Linked DNA regions of Homo sapiens: region 1 is linked to region 2. The links are chromatin loops, found by intact Hi-C in ENCODE. Cell type or tissue: A673. All regions are shown on one strand.

What was found. A loop is a pair of places that touch in the nucleus more often than their neighbours do. Peaks named below come from ENCODE experiments on the same cell type or tissue, not always from the same donor. Only the 100,000 strongest peaks of a DNase experiment are listed, where the experiment ranks them.
Region 1: a loop joins it to region 2, with 10 times the contacts of the local background. A loop is called at or near these places in 22 of 110 quality-filtered maps.

What each region holds. Positions count from the first base shown.
Region 1 is chr3:30,729,052-30,737,051 of GRCh38, reverse strand. The region is part of intron 14 of GADL1 (glutamate decarboxylase like 1); the gene reads left to right. Among named protein-coding and RNA genes, the nearest start is that of TGFBR2, 130 kb to the right of the region's middle. In A673, no CTCF peak of the experiment used is centred here; DNase peaks (open chromatin) are centred at 3,171, 3,671 and 4,061; H3K4me3 peaks cover 1,066 bases; H3K27ac peaks cover 6,025 bases.
Region 2 is chr3:30,029,496-30,037,495 of GRCh38, reverse strand. No RefSeq gene overlaps it. Among named protein-coding and RNA genes, the nearest start is that of RBMS3-AS1, 99 kb to the right of the region's middle. In A673, no CTCF peak of the experiment used is centred here; DNase peaks (open chromatin) are centred at 1,315 and 3,045; H3K27ac peaks cover 6,604 bases.

The DNA of each region.
Region 1 (8,000 bases), 700 kb before region 2:
TTCAACCTTTCTTTGATAAAGACATAAGTGACAAGAAAGCACAAGGAGACTGCACAATGCTGGAAATAAGCTCATGAATTTTAAGTACATGGCCTTTTCATGGGTCCAAGAAAAAGTAACTTTTTTTACTTTTAAAATGTTTTTGTATTCTAACAACTTATGCAACAGATAGAAATTTCTAGAATATAATAAAAACTCATCCCTGCCCACAATAAATTTTAGTGGAAAACTTCCCTCCAAAAAATCTGCCAAGATTATCAATGACTGTGTTACTTTGTAAAGGAAAAATGTAAGTTGACTTTATCAACGTTTGAAAAAATCCTGGAACTTAAATGGAAGATTAATGGCATACATGAGTTGCAATATTTAATTTCTGAAACTTCAAACTTGCAGCCTGTCTCATAAATATTTAAATCCAGTTTAGACACTTCGGGGAGAAAATAAATTATTTCATGTTTTTCATAGCACTTGCAAATGTTCATGTCTCAAGAGATAATAATGAAATAATGTAATAAAAGTCCAAGCGGGAGTGTAAATTGATTAAATACAAATTTATTTTAAGAAATAAATAATATTAGTTCCTATTAGTGAGTGCCTAGTATGCCAAGCACTATGCTTATTGTGTTCTCATTATTTCATTTAGTCCACATAAGGACCCTGCAAAGGATTATCGGCTCTGAATGGAAGAGAAATATGATTCCCAGAGGAGTTAAATATTGGCCCAAAGTCACAGAGAATCTCAGGAATTAGGTCACAAGTCAGTCTAAGCTAGTCTGTTGGTCTGTGTATGGTCGGTCTAATCCATAAAGTTTATCATCTGAACTGGGACACTTATGGCCATGAAAAGGGGTGTTATTGATAATTACAGGAAAACATGTATAAAATGGGTGTCTCCTGAGCAAACTAGATATTTGATCACACTAGTGTGAACAGAGCTTGTTTATTTAATCATCAGGCAAAATAAACATTGAGAGCATGGAATTCAATAGGGCCACATTAAAATACTTGCTAGTTTTAAAAATGGATCCAAAATGTAAAAGGAAAACTGAAAAACAAACATAATGAAAGATTATGTTAATTTAGTCCATCACAATTCAACTGAAATCTTCTATGATTGCATATGAATTATATTTAATAAGTATGTTGGGTACATTTAAATATGTTCAATCTGATGTGTGGTAGAGCCCCCAAAATCTTTGAGCCATGCAGTTCCCATTATTCCACTCAGCCCACCAGGAAGAAAAGCTTCAAGTTCCACCATGTTCAAAATGCCTTCTTCCTTTGCACCCAAGAGTGCAAAGGCCCAGCTTCGAACAGAATTTATTGTCTGCTGGTGTTTATATACCCACCGCCATGACACAGTGTTCATCACTCACCAAAATTCCCTAGGACTGACCCTTTGTAGTCAACCCTTCCCCTCAGCCCAAGTCCTGGCAACCACTCATCTCTTCTCTAGCCATTTGATTTTGCCATTTCCAGAATGCCACATAAATGGAAACATATAGAAGGCAGCCTTTGAGTCTGGCTTCTTTCTGTTAGCATAATCTATTGGAGATTCTTCTATGTTGTGTTGGTAGTTTATTCCCTTTAATTGCTGAGTAGTATTCCATTGTATAGGTATACCACAGTTTTGTTTATCCATTCTGTACTTGAAGTACATTTGTGTTGCTTTGAATAAAGTTGCTGTAAACATTCACATTTCTTTTTTCATGAAGACTATACAGCCAAAACACCAATGTAAAGAAGAAGAAGAAAATAGAGTGAATGATTTCATTCGATTTGGCATTTTTAAGAAAAATGTTCTAAATTTTTCATTAACAAACAATTGCCGTAGAAGGTTAAATTGTATAGTGTGACCCCTTCTACACAATGCAATGGGAGATTTAGTTTTCTTTACTGCATGGATCAAGTAGCTTTCAAAAAGGGCAGCACCCTTGCTATTTTTCTATTCCAGAAGGAAAATGTGTAACTTGATGAAACAACAGAGAAATCAGATCATTTTACCTAAGACTAAATCAGGAAGAAAAACAACAACAACAAAGTAGAGAGATTTAGATGGTACCTGAACACAAACTAAGAAGGCTATTATTTTCCCCTCTTTACATTGTCAGGTGCTCTAAGAAACATGAAGGTGCTAAAGTACTTGTCTGTCAAGTACTGGTTTCTTCCTTAATGGGGAGCAAAATTGACTATATGATGAAAGATAATCAAAATTTCTGCAGTTTATGGCTATGGACAAAAGCAAGCTGTGTTGGGAGGGCAAATGTCTGGTATGTAAGATGTCTCATTTGGGAGAAGAGACAAATTACTCAGACATATTTGGAAATACAAAGAAAAGCTTCTATATTGTGGGTTAGCAATTTTTTTTATTTGGTGAAACTATCCGTTTAATACATTTTAAAGATGTAAAGCTAACCATTACCACAAAAATTTTTTTATATAAGACTAAAACAACCACTTTCTTTTTTGCACTATCATATGTTTGGACGATAAGGAAATGCTTTCTGTCAACAGCTGTTCATTTAGTAACAACCTGCCTGGCTAACATGGAGGTTACACACTAGAGGATATATATTTAGCTGAATCCAAAGCCCATTTCAGCTCTACATGTTGTGAGCTGCACGTGTAAAGGAAAATCCAGTTCATATTTACAGGCAGAATAATTCAGTTCATATTTATGGTCAGATATGTAGTTCAGAGATAAGAATATTCATTAGGTTTTAAGAAGTATTTGTATGAGACATATTGTTGAGCTCTTTCATCACCAGAAACAGATGAAATCCACTTTCCACTGAAGAATATACTTAAACAAAAATTGAAACTAAAAGGCAAACAGAGATGTAAATCGATGTGAGACTTTGTGATCTAACATGGTTCTGAAGACCTTAAATTCACTGGCAACCATAATGCTTTAGTTATGGAGATAAATACCAGAAAAATTAATAAAGCAAATAAAAGAATTTCATGCTTTCTCACATGTCTAACTTTTCACATCTGCAGAAGCTGGCATTCAAGACTCTCTAGGTTGGCTTTTCTCAGATGGTTAATCAGCCTTCAGCTTTTGAGGACTGTGGCTAATTTCTCCTGAGTACAGTGAGACAGGAAAAACTCTGCCTTCTAGATAGCCACTGCATTGGAGCACCCCCTCAGAAGGGGGAGGCACGGGGAAAGCCCATCAAAGTCTGAATTGTCTTGACATGTTAATACTTCTCTTGGACTGAAATCCTTCCACTTAAGCTCTCCCCTTGATGCTGTTCATGCCCTGAATTCTGGCCCCTGCCTTGATCCGTGGTGTATCTCCACCTGGCTTCAGAAAATCTAAGATGACCCCAAACTACAAAAAAAGAAAGAAAGAAGAGAAAGCAAGCAAGCAATCAAGAGAGGGAGAGAGGGAAGGAGGGAGGGAGGGAAGGAGGAAGGAAGGAAGGAAGGAAGGAAGGAAGGAAGGAAGGAAGGAAGGAAGGAGAAAAGGAAAAGAAAAGAAAAGAGATGACTTTACAGGGGAGGGAGGTATGTAAGTCTCAGTGATAGTTTTGGGTGCCAGATACAAAGTATGAACATTTCATGCCAATTTTTTCCATGAACTAGATTTCAATATCCCACTCAGCAGAACTCTCCTCAAGTTGACATAGAAAGTGGGACACATTGGGAACCCAGATTACGTGGGAGGAAAGTATAAAGCAAATTAGTTTTTGTGATTGTTCCAGAAAAACTATACTGGAAGAAAGCCACAGCAGCAATCCCAACCCATCTGTGTCACCAGTCTGCAATAAGAAATTTATGGAAATCCACAGTTTCCATTTAGAAACTTTTATAGCAACCTTAACAGATTAGCTTTACTATTGAACTTAAAAATAAACAAAATTGGGCTTGTATTTTTATTTCATTTTGCTAGTAATTGATTTTTATTGTATTTTACTAAAGTATTAGTTTATAATGCATTGAAAAAAATAAAACTGATCCTTCCCCACAGATAGTTTGAAAAACACTTTGTATTTTATTACTTTTTTTTAAGACAGAGTCTCACTCCATCACCCGGGTTGGAATGCAGTGGAGTGATCTTGGCTCACCACAACCCCTGCGTCCCGTGCCGCAGCCTCCCTAGTAGTTGGGATTACAAAGAAGCAGCACCTCACCCAGCTAATTTTTGTATTTTTAGTAGAGACAGATTTCACCATTTTGCTCAGGCTGGTCTCAAACTCCTGGCCTCAAGTGATCTGCCCGCCTTGGCGTCCCAAAGTACTGAGATTACAGGCGTGAGCAACCATGCCCGACCCTGAAAAACACTTTGTATTTTGAAAAACTGTTCTTGTTAACACTGAGTATATAACAAATTCTTAAAAAGAAATGTCATTTTATGGAAATTATCATTTTATTTTAATCAAAGGCAATAATGATGCCTGGTCAGAAGCTTTTTATCGAATTGCCCTGCTTGGTCAGAAAGAAAGTCATTTTATTTTATTTTTCCTTGGGTTTAAGCAACTTTTAAATATCAAATCCTATTTGGTGCTACAGCGATGTGCAACGAGACTCTATTTAAATGACTAAATCACTGATGGAACATAACTCAGGGGTAGGGAGAGACAAATTCCACAGAAATGTGTACATTAAGTCACCGTGTATCCAAATAGAAATGTCAGAATCTTCCTCCACTTAAGATGCAGGGACCAGTGCACTGAGGCACAAGAAAAGAATTTGATTTACAATTTGAAGAAAAAACAGCAGAAAAATAATTGAGAGCTGGAAAGCAATCTCACTCCTGCCAAATTGCTTTCCTCTATGCGCGCCCCATTTAGGGGTGGTATCTGGATACCTACATTTAGTTCATGCATATTTTCCTTCCCCTGTGACCATGCCATCCTGTCAGATTAGGACTGTCTCTGCTGTGATCAGCAAAAAGGAATATCCAAATTACCTAGCATTGGATTATGCCTGGAGCTTCATAAATAAAAAATGGTTGATTTTAAGTGCAAAGGTGATAAGCTGACTGTTAGTGAGAACGTGCTTGGTCCCTAAATTGCCAAAACATGAATTCCTTTCAAATAAGCTTTAATTTGAATTTATGGGAATCAGACAAGTGAGAGGACATTGCAAATTGTAAAGAACTGGTAAAATACTTGTTAAAAACAACAACTACTACTACCAGCAGAATAGTTTGTGATAAAGATTTGATGAATATCAGCTTTGATGTTATTACTTTCTTTCCCGCGAAGTATTCATAGACAAGGGAGACCTTCCTTTTTTACCTAGTAGTAACTGCCTGTAGGAATTAATCTTATAGTTCATAGACTCATAAATAAAAATGTGTTGTACTGTTAAACCCTTGCTTAGCTAGTTCTCTGAGTCATATATTTAGTTATGTCTTTATAATCTCAGAAAGTCAGTAACAAAATTTGTCCTAGAAGTTTGGTTTTTATTCCCTGCGTTTTGCCCATGGAAGTACAGTCATGCGCTTTACACAAGAGCAAGAATTTAAACATCCAAAGTATCTTTATATTAAAACATCTGAGGTGCCCTCTTCCTTTACCTTTCTTGTTCACGTTAGAAAGTATTTCTGGCTTCCTCACAAGAAATACAAACGTGACAGATTCATTTTGATAATTGCCTCATGTGAGCCTCAGATATATTATGTACTGGAATCAAAATTCTAATGCTCTCCAAAGATAAGGCATAAAATACCATTTTGGGAGAAAAAATGGAAGTATTGAAAAGTAAACAGGAATACACTATGCAAATTAGGCCTGAGCCAAGAGCATGCCTGTTTTACATTTAAAATTGGCTACAAGCCAGAGCCAGTTATACCCTGGGTACCTGGAGGACGAAGGAGAGGAACATGAAGAGAATTTTGATTTCAAAAACAAGAACCACAGAACCGCAAGCTGTAAGCTCTAAAACTGATAGTCTGTGGCCCTTCTAGCTAGACATTTGGTCCATGTAAACCAGGTCTTCCCAATCTTGATTCAGCACTGGCACTACTGTTGTCTTTTTCTCACAGTTTGCATTCAGAAAGCCACTTGTTCTTTGAATTAAAAACAAGTGTACTTTTATGATGAACCTAAGTCAAAGCGTGGTTCTCCATTGCCCTGTGGCCAGAGAGATTTTAAAAGCAGTACAATATGGTGGGTCAGAGGTTTAAATTATATGTGAGTGTGTATATTAACATGTGCATATATGCACAGGCACACACACACACACATGCTTATGCACGCAGACCCATTTATATCCACATATGCACGAGAAGCCCTCCTACCTAAGGTGAGGAGGATTAGTCAGGTAAAGCAAATAATTCTAGAAAATAATGTGATACATACATAATGTGAGCATTTTCCCATTTAATATTTGTATCTTTATATTTAAATTTTTAATGTTATATTTGTATATCAGTGTACATTTATGTTACCATCTTTTGATGGAAAGGTTTTTTCCACCTAGTGAAGATTTCCAAATGCTTTTTATAAACAAGTGAAACTTTTCTTAAGTAGAGGTCTGATGATGAGAGGGCCCTCCACTGTTCTTGCATAAACTACATTCTTCAGGAATCATCTGTCTTATGCAGCTCGGGTTTCTTCAGGTGAAGTAAGTACTCAGACACCTGTGTAGCGATCTCCGTGCAGAATCAGTCTGGATTCTCAAAAGCTTTTACAGTTCTCTTGCCTAGTGTGATCACAATGATGTTTAGCCATCCCCCTTTATCTCTTCTTTCCAAAGGACTCAACTTAGTTTTTACAAAAATCACTTTTTTTGGCACTCATCTATCTTTGTTTTACATATTTTTTTACTAGATTTTAGAATTACTACTTGCATACATGGATTTGGAAGAAAACTCAACCAATGCATACAAATTCATGGGTTTGAAGCAGATATGTATAAGCATAGTAGAGAGTTACTTCCTAGCTTCTGGCTTCCAGCATCAACTGGACATTTGCCACTCTTTTCAAGTGAATGCAGGCTGTTGTTTAGTTACATTTTTCTAATCTCTAGAAAGCTCAGAATAAAATGTGTCACATATATTTAGAAGTTTGTAGAACCTGATGGCCCATGCTTTTTTCACTAACTTGACCTCTAACATCACCTTTTCTACATTTTTTCTTTTACACTCATATATTTTCTTTTCATATCTTGTGATAATGTAAGAAACTTCCAGTTTTTTGCTAGAATGGCAATGTGATTTTCCTGAATAGGTGTTTGTTTTGTTATTGCAAGCACTGTGTAGTCCATGTTTTGCAAGACTTATATTCTAAAATTAGTACATGTGGAAAAAAAAGTGTTGAGTTAAAATTAACCTTGAACATCCTTTGAGAAGGCTCTGTGGTTAAGTTCAACACATAATATCTTCAGAGGTCTAAAACACCCAATTTTTTCATCAGCTTTGGAACAGATCAAGATTGTGTTGAGTGTCAGATGAAGTCATTTGACTTGCTGACAAAATGTGGGTATGTTCAAAAACTGGGCTGGTGTGGGATTATCACATTACGAGAGAGGGAGACTCGTGGGAACCCAGATTCATGCCCCTCACCTAAGGAGTTTAAAAGCACACTCTGCCTGGTGTTCTTTCTATATGTACTCCTCCCTTCTGGAGGAGTAAGTCTCATCTTCCTGAGAAGGCAAGGATAGAAACTCATTATATTCCCTTTCCACATATTCACATAGGACACACTCAAAAAGTTTTCAGAGTTAAAATAAAATTCAAGTGGAAAAACTTTGCTTGTATTTCCAAGACAGTAAAAATGCATTCTTAATATTTTAACTCAGTGTATCAAAAATGAACTTCACTATTTTAAAAGTTTACAACCTAGCTCTTTGGTGGCCATACTACTGATTAGAAAATGGACTGATTTTCCCATGTGGTTCTTAAATTAGACTAGTTTCTTCAAACATTAAACTTTTAGAAAAATCTGTGTATCTGGATTATCAGGGCCTGTACTTCTCATGTCAGCTATAGATCTTTAAAATATGTGCTTCCTAATTTTATTACCACATTTACATCTCTTAATAAGAGA
Region 2 (8,000 bases):
AAAAATTGTCTTAAGGATCTGGACACATAACCTGAGGCCCAGAGAGATGTAGTATCCTGGTCACGTTCTCTAAGTAGAGAGCCCACTGTGACCTATGGAACCCAGGTCTGATTTTAAAGTTTGAGTGCTTCCATTCTGCCAGGATTTCTCTCCATGAGGTAAAGAGCTGGGTCCTATCTGAATAGGCAGGTGTGCATGAGCCCCTATCTACAAGTGTGAATGTGTGTGTTCCCATTGTTCATGTTGTAATGTATGTGCATGAAAAGACAATATTTCCAACCAATACAGGCATGTTTTGAGACAGTAGAACATGGTTCTGAGAAGCCTGAGTACAAAGTAAGGGCTTACTCACCGAACAGGTTATTGGTTTTACCTTCCTTTTGAGACCATCCTGCCAAGCAACTATCATGCCAATGGCAGCACTGTGGTCACATAAGAAGGTCTAATGATACTAAACTTTCCAATTTTACAACTGAATCCAATTTACCCATTCTATTCTTACCCAGGAACATTGTGGTTATAATATGGGTTCCAATTTTCTCCAGAAACAAAAGAATCTGATTATATGTTCACAAGAATCCAGTCTCCATAATGGTCAGTGTCATTTCATTCAATAAATTAGCCTTTTCATTTTGCATCAATTTATTCATTCATTCACATGTTCAAAAATTATTTATTGGTCTTGGCCTACAGAGGACAGCCAAAAAATTATTTACTGGGAGACATCCAGTTTCTCTCAGGATAATGCTGCTTGAATACAAATGTTTCTACTTTACTTACCAAACCCATACAGAGCATTTAGAAAAGAGAGAGAAAGAGAGAGAGAAAAATTACAATCTATGCCTATAGCATTACAAGGAAAGAAAACATATTACAACCTTCAATTTATGTACAATTACCTGAGAAGCCCATGCCAGGGTGAATAGTCAAACATATTACACAGAAAAGAAGTAGATGCAACTGGGAAAAACTAACATCATCATCATCATCATCTCTGTCTCTTTCTCTCTCTGTCTCTGTAATCACTCTGGAGAAGCCAGCTGCCATGTTCTGAGGACACTCAAGCAACCCTATGAAGAAGCCTACATGAAGAGGAACTGAGATCTCCAGCTAACATCCAGAGAACAGAGGTCTCCTGCCAACAGCTTGGAAGAGAATCCCTCAGCCATAGTCAACCCTTTAAGTGACTGCAGCCCTGGCTGACATCTCATTGCCACCTCATGAGAGGCCCTGAGCCAAAATCTCCCCCTTAAACTGCTTTCCAAGTTCCTTTCCCACAGGAACTGTGGTATAATAATTGTTTCTTGCTTTAAGGCACCCGATTCAGGATGATCTATTATACAGCAATAGATGGTAACTAATGTAGGGCGGGTCAAATGGAAAGGATTTGGATGTGCCTACGACCACAAGTATTAGTCTTGCAAGAGTAATGCTTTCTGGAAGAGATGAGCTATCTTAATAGGGAAAGTCTTCCCTTGGAGGCTTGGCAGTGAAGGGAAAGAACAAAGCAAGTTTATAAATTAAGGGTCTAAAAGAAACATGAAAATTACAGAATCGAAACACACAGCCCTCTTCTATTTCACAAACACTACATTTAACAACCTGCGTTTCACTGTGCCAACCAAAAAGTACATTCTTGAACTAAGAAACCTGATAAACCACCTAAATCCCAGACTCCCAACACAGAAACTCATGCTATTATTCACCCAGGAAAATTTAGGACATTTAAAAACAAACAGAAAATGGCAAGCAATAACAATATAAAGCTACTGTAAGAAGAAAACAGAATATGAACATCAAAACTCCTCAGCTAATTAAAATTATGTCACCTGCATGTGAAATCATAAAATGGAAAACTTGTAAAACAGTACTCTGATATAAATTAAATATCTTTAAACGAACACTTGTAAATATGAAAGACCTTAAATTAGACAAAAATTCAGACTAGAAATGGGCCAAAATAGGAAGATGTGATATGAGTGTTGACAAATCCTAGGAAGTAAATTGAAGAAAAATTCAACATTATCTCAGAAATAAAGACTAACATGACAAGGCTGAACACAGTGGTCCACGCCTGTAATCCCAGTAGTTTGGGAGGCCAAGGTGGGTGGATCACTTGAGGTCAGGAGTTCGAGACCAGCCTGGCCAACATGGCAAAACCCCATCTCCACTAAAAATACAAAAAACTAGCCAGGCGTGATGGCGGTTGCCAGTAGTTCCAGCTACTTGGGAGGCTGAGGCACAAGAATTGCTTGAAGGGAGGCAGAGGTTTCAGTGAGCCAAGATCGCGCCACCGCACTCCAGCCTGGGTGACAGAGCCAGACCTTGTCTCCAAAAGGGGAAAAAAAAGACAAAATGACAAGTAACCTAGGTAGTGAAGTATCAACTAAAATAGAAAAGACATTAAGGAGAGGAATGAAGCAGACGAGAAAAAGAAAGAGTGATAAAGTGATACAGAAGATAGGCAGAAGATCCAAGAAAAACAATGAAACAAACTAATGTTTAAAACTAACTATTTAAAACTATAATCAAAGAAAACTTTCCAGAAATAGAAAATCTCAATCTATTTATTGAAAGGGGTCAATATTCCTGGAGAATCAAGGTTGGGACACATCCTAGAGAACAGACTGACAGGCTTTAATGCTATAGAAATAAAAAAATTGGTTATTCCAGAATAAAAAGACCACATTTCTCTCTCTCTCTCTCTTTCTTTCTTTCTTTCTCTCTTTCTTTCTCTCTTTCTCTCTCTTTCTTCCCTTCCCTTCCCTCCCCTCCCCTTCCCTTCCCTTTCTTTCCTTTCTTTTCTTTTCTTTCCCCTCCCTCCCTCCCTCCCTTTTCTTTCTTTTCCTTCCTTCCTTCCTTCCTTCCTTCCTTCCTTCCTTCCTTCCTTCCTTCCTTCCTTCCTTTCTTTTCTTTCTTTCTTTCTCTCTCTCTCTCTGTCCTTCCTTCCTTCCTTCCTTCCTTTCTTCCTTCCTTCCTACTGTGTTACCCAGGCTGGTTTCAAATTTCTGAGCTCTAGTGATCTTCCTGCCCCAGCTCCCAAAGTGCTAGGATTATAAGCAGGAGCCACCACGCTGTGCCAAAAAGACCACATTTCTTATGAAACATAAGATCAGTAGGATCTTGACAGTAATAAGCAAAATAAATAATAGTGGTACAAGAAATTTCAGTAAATTCAAGGAAAAGATATATGACTCACAATTTTACATCCAGCCAAATGTCTTTCAAGTATTGAAACTGTAGGAAAGCAAATTTAAACATTCAAAGACTTGAGGGATATTATACTCCAGACCCTTTCTTGAAGGGTGGACCAAAGGAAGACCTTCATCCAATGGGGATATGGCAAGAAAAACCTGAACAGAAGGAGTAAAGTAAACATTGGCTAGACATTTTTTTAAGATCTAGCAATACAACAAAGCTGAAGACAAGGGAGGAACAAGAGTACATAAGGTTATGTGACCTGATCTAGTAGAAATAAACATAAAAAAGAAGAAAGAGGAAAATTGAATAAATGTATTGGTTGCTGAATAGATAACATGTGGGAGCCAAAGGATAATATTTAAATTTCATAAATCAAATAGTAGAGTACATAAGATGAAAATATAATGATAATGATGATAATAATGATAATACTAATAATAAAGTGTTTATTTCTACCAACTATTAGATAACATCAATAACAGTTTATTGTTTTTGTTATTATCATTACTTTATTTAGCCACATAGTATTTTGAAATAATAATAATTGGGTGCCTTTAAATAGGGCATATACTGTCCAATTCCCACTGGGTCTGCACTCCTATAATGTCACTTATTCACATTCCCTGCCGAGTCCCAGAAGGCATTTTAGTTGAGGCCATGGGGATACTTTATACATAGCGAACAAAATACATGTAGATTTTGATTCAAGAAGCTGACACATCTATCTATATCTGATTAGCATTCATGATCCTGATAAAATTTGAGGCACTGAGAAAGTGAGTTCCTACATATGAAAGCCTGAGGTTTGGAGGAAGGATTTTGAAGAATTTACTAAGATGAACAGAATACTACTTCATTCAGTCAACCTTCCTTGGCAACACCATATATATAGATATCCGTATTTCCAATGGTGCCTTTAAGCTTATTTGATTATGGTGGATTGAGATATAATATTATCTTCATTTATAGAATGAGGTAATTTTATTACTTATCATGAAACCTGGAAAAAAATGTTTTTGTAGTGTGATGCCAAAAGAGAGTAACAAAATCTTCATAAATAATTTTTCTAAACAAGCAATTATAGATGACCTACCTACTATGTAAAGTAGGATGTTGTGAGAAATTCTATATATTCAGATGAGGACACAGCCAATAATTATGCCAAATTCTAAAATAATAGGTTAAATACACATACATCAACTAAAGGATGTGCTCTGATGAGGGGGTAATAATTCTTAACATGTGCTGCAAATAAGTTGAATGAGCTTAGATAATTTATTAAAATAAATCTTGAAGGTCAAGGTACCAGATTCCTGCTGTATCCCTCTTACCTCCATCCCCTCAGCTTCATCTCTGATGTCCACTGTGGCTTTTGCCTAGTTCCATATGAAATTTAACTCATCTTGCTCTCCTAGCAGCTCACTCTTAAGTGTGTATAGCACATCTTTTGCTTTTCGGCTGAGGGTTTCTCTTTTTGGCATACGTAGAAGTACAGAGGAGTTAGTACACCCTAGGGCAACCTTCAGTGGGTACTGGAGTTGATAAATGTTTCTTTTTCGAGATGATCTGGTGGGAAATTCTGAAAGTTGTTTTGGAAGCTCCTCAGAAGGTCTGTTTAGATGAAGTTGCCCATGTTGTTTGCCAACTCAATAGCACACTCCTTTTTTCTCCTTCTTTTACACGTTCTCTGGCCCTGTTTCTAGGAATCAACTCCAAATATAACTACCTGCACACCAGACCTTGTTACTAGGTTTTAGGAGATTCAGGTGAGGCCAGTCATCTAGCAAAATGTAAAGAGTCTAGCGATTATGGAAACCAGTATTAAAACTTCTCAAAAAAACAAAATAGAATTACCATATGATCCAGCAATCTCACTGTTGGGTATATATCCAAAAGAAAGGAAATTGTATATTGAAGAGAGATCTGCATTCTCATGTTTATTGCAGCACAATTCACAATAGCCAACATATGGAATCAACCTAAGTGTCCATCAACAAATGAACAAATAAAGAAAATGTGTCATATATACACAACAAAATATTATTCAGCCATAAAAAGAATTGAATCTTGTCATTCTCAGCAACATAGATAGAACTAGAGGTCATTAAGTTTAATAAGCCAGGTATACAAAGACAGATATCTCATATTCTCCCTCAGGTGTGGGGCCTAAAAAAGTGGATCTCATGGACATAGAAAGTAGAACGGTGGTTACCAGAGGCTGGAAAGGGAAGGGAGAAGGGAGGAGAAAGACAAGTTAGTGAATGGGGATGAAAATACTATTAGACAGAAGGAATAAGTTCTAGTATTTGATAGTAAAGTAGGAAAATTATAGTTAACCATAATTTGTTATATATTTCAAAATAGCTAGAAGGAATGTAATGTTCCCACATAAAGATAAATGTTTGCAGTGATGGATATCCCAGTTACCTTGATTAGATCATTACATACATGATTATTGTATATACGCATGAAAATATCACATGTACCCCCAAAATATGTACAACTACTATATATCAACTGAAAAAAAATATTTTTAGGTCCCATCCTCCCTCATAAGTGGGAGAGAAGAACTTCCTTTGCTTTGTTGATAATTCTATCCCAAATGCCTTAGGCTACTTCTTGATGCATTCTTAATGATCTACCTGTAATAAGCAGCCTTGGGTCTCTGATTCTCAACATGTGCAATTCTCCCTTTTGAGTACAGTGATTCTTACATGAGCATGCATTACAAAATTATTTGTGGAGCTTTATGAAAATTCATCATCCTGGACTTCATCCTAAAACTATAGTGTTAGAATTTCCTAAGGTTCTTCTGATATTCAGCCATGATTTATAATCATTGGTCTAGAGAGCCCAATCTACTCTTTGTCCACCACCATCATTTATCCATTTAATTATAATTTATTAACCTTCAACTATGTATCAGGCACTGTGCTAGGAACTGGGGATAAGATAATAACTAGAACTAGGTCCATTTGGGCATCCTAAGCTTATCTTGGTGTATAGCCATGCCACCCTGAATGCACCTGATCTCGTCTGAACTTATCTTGGATGTCACTGCCTCTATAAACCCTTTACCAGACACTTTTACTACCATGAGCTTTAACTTTCCATTCCCTCTGCCCATAATTAGAGGTCTCATTCTTAATTCTTCTCCAATAACTATGATTCACCTTGCTACAAAATTTGCTGCATTGCTCTGAAATGATTTACAATTCTGTTTATTCCACTCTGAGCTCTCCAAGTAGAGCAATTGTATTCATTATTATGACATTTTTGGTAATGTTAAAAGGAAAAAAGGGAGGGATAGAGAAAAAGAAGGAAGGGAAATAGTAAGGAAAGCACATTTACTATTGTGAATGTCCATGACATCATCCTTAAACTTGGCCCTTTGCAGAATGCTTTAATTCAGATAGAAAGTAAACAAAAATAAATATTATGTGTTTGCAAGTTGGGCTCTCTCATATTTAATTCTCTCAACAGTCTTGTCTTAGACATATTATCATTTCCATTTTGAAGATAAGTAACCAGATATTCTAAAAGATAAAGTGTCTTCCTCAAGGTGTCACTTATTTCTTAGTAAATGGAGGATCTGGGGTTTGAACCCAAAGCTCCCAGTGAGAAAAAGGCCCAGAGTTTTTACTGGCCTTGCATATATAGACTGCTGCAGTGTATGAGTATGTCTGTTTGTAGACTCTTCCCTCCACTGTAACTTCTCACAGGCAGAAATAACATTTGTTTCATCATTTCCAGTATAAGAGTCAGTGTTTAACAAAGTTACCATCAGGAGAGGAATAAATTCTTCAAGGGACTGTTCATCTGTTTCTTTTGATTTTTGGCATTAAAGATCTCGGTAGTCCTGCTAGAAATTTTCCATCAAGGTTATTCTCCAAGTTCTTGTGGATGACTTTGAAATTTAAATTTTCCCATCATCTTCCAGAATGAAGGCTGAGGTTAAAAAGGCATATTTCATTTTTCCTCCTTTTCCCCATGGCCTTCAGTGTCTTTTTTTCTCACCATTATCCTTTCCCTCATCTGTGATATATCTGAAAAATGTTTTACTTATATCTTCAGCTGGCTCTCCTCTTCCCATTTCTCTGTTCTTTAAGCTTCTGAAGCTGCATCTTCCCTGTGGAACTCATGCCAAATATAATTATCCTGCACTGTTTAGGAAAGGCTTAGATTTGTTTCATAGGTTGTTTCTTTAGCCTTAATAAGTACAGACACTTATTAGCTGGCCACAATTTCATTCTTCCCTCTGTGGGTTGCATTTCTTTGCTCATTAATGTGTAAATCATAGATTTCCCTAATTACACACTGTTGCCTTCTCATTTCGTCTCAGAGCTTGAAAATTAGTACGGGGCGGGGTCGGACCCTGATAGAAATGTCTAGAATGGTTTCTTCATACACATTTGGGGATGCTACAGGGACAGAGTAAATTTAGCTTTAATGTGTGTGTTTGTATGTGTGGTTGGCTGCACTGAATGTTCAGTTTGTCTGATTCTGAGGTTAAGAACACAACAGCTAGTGTTTAAGGAAAACATGTTTCAAGAACCTCAGCCTTGCAAAGTCAAAACTATAAATTCAAATGAATTAATTAAATGTTCAGTAAACACTAAAGTACTTTTGCCATTTATCTCATGTCTCCTAATGATTTAACTCTGAAATTAACAATCTTTGTGTTTCTGGTAAAAAAGCTGGAAATGTTTTTTACTTGATGATAAATTTATTTATTTGAATCTACTACAGTAATGATTTGAACTAGTTTGTATATGGAGAAATATACAAAGCTGATTATA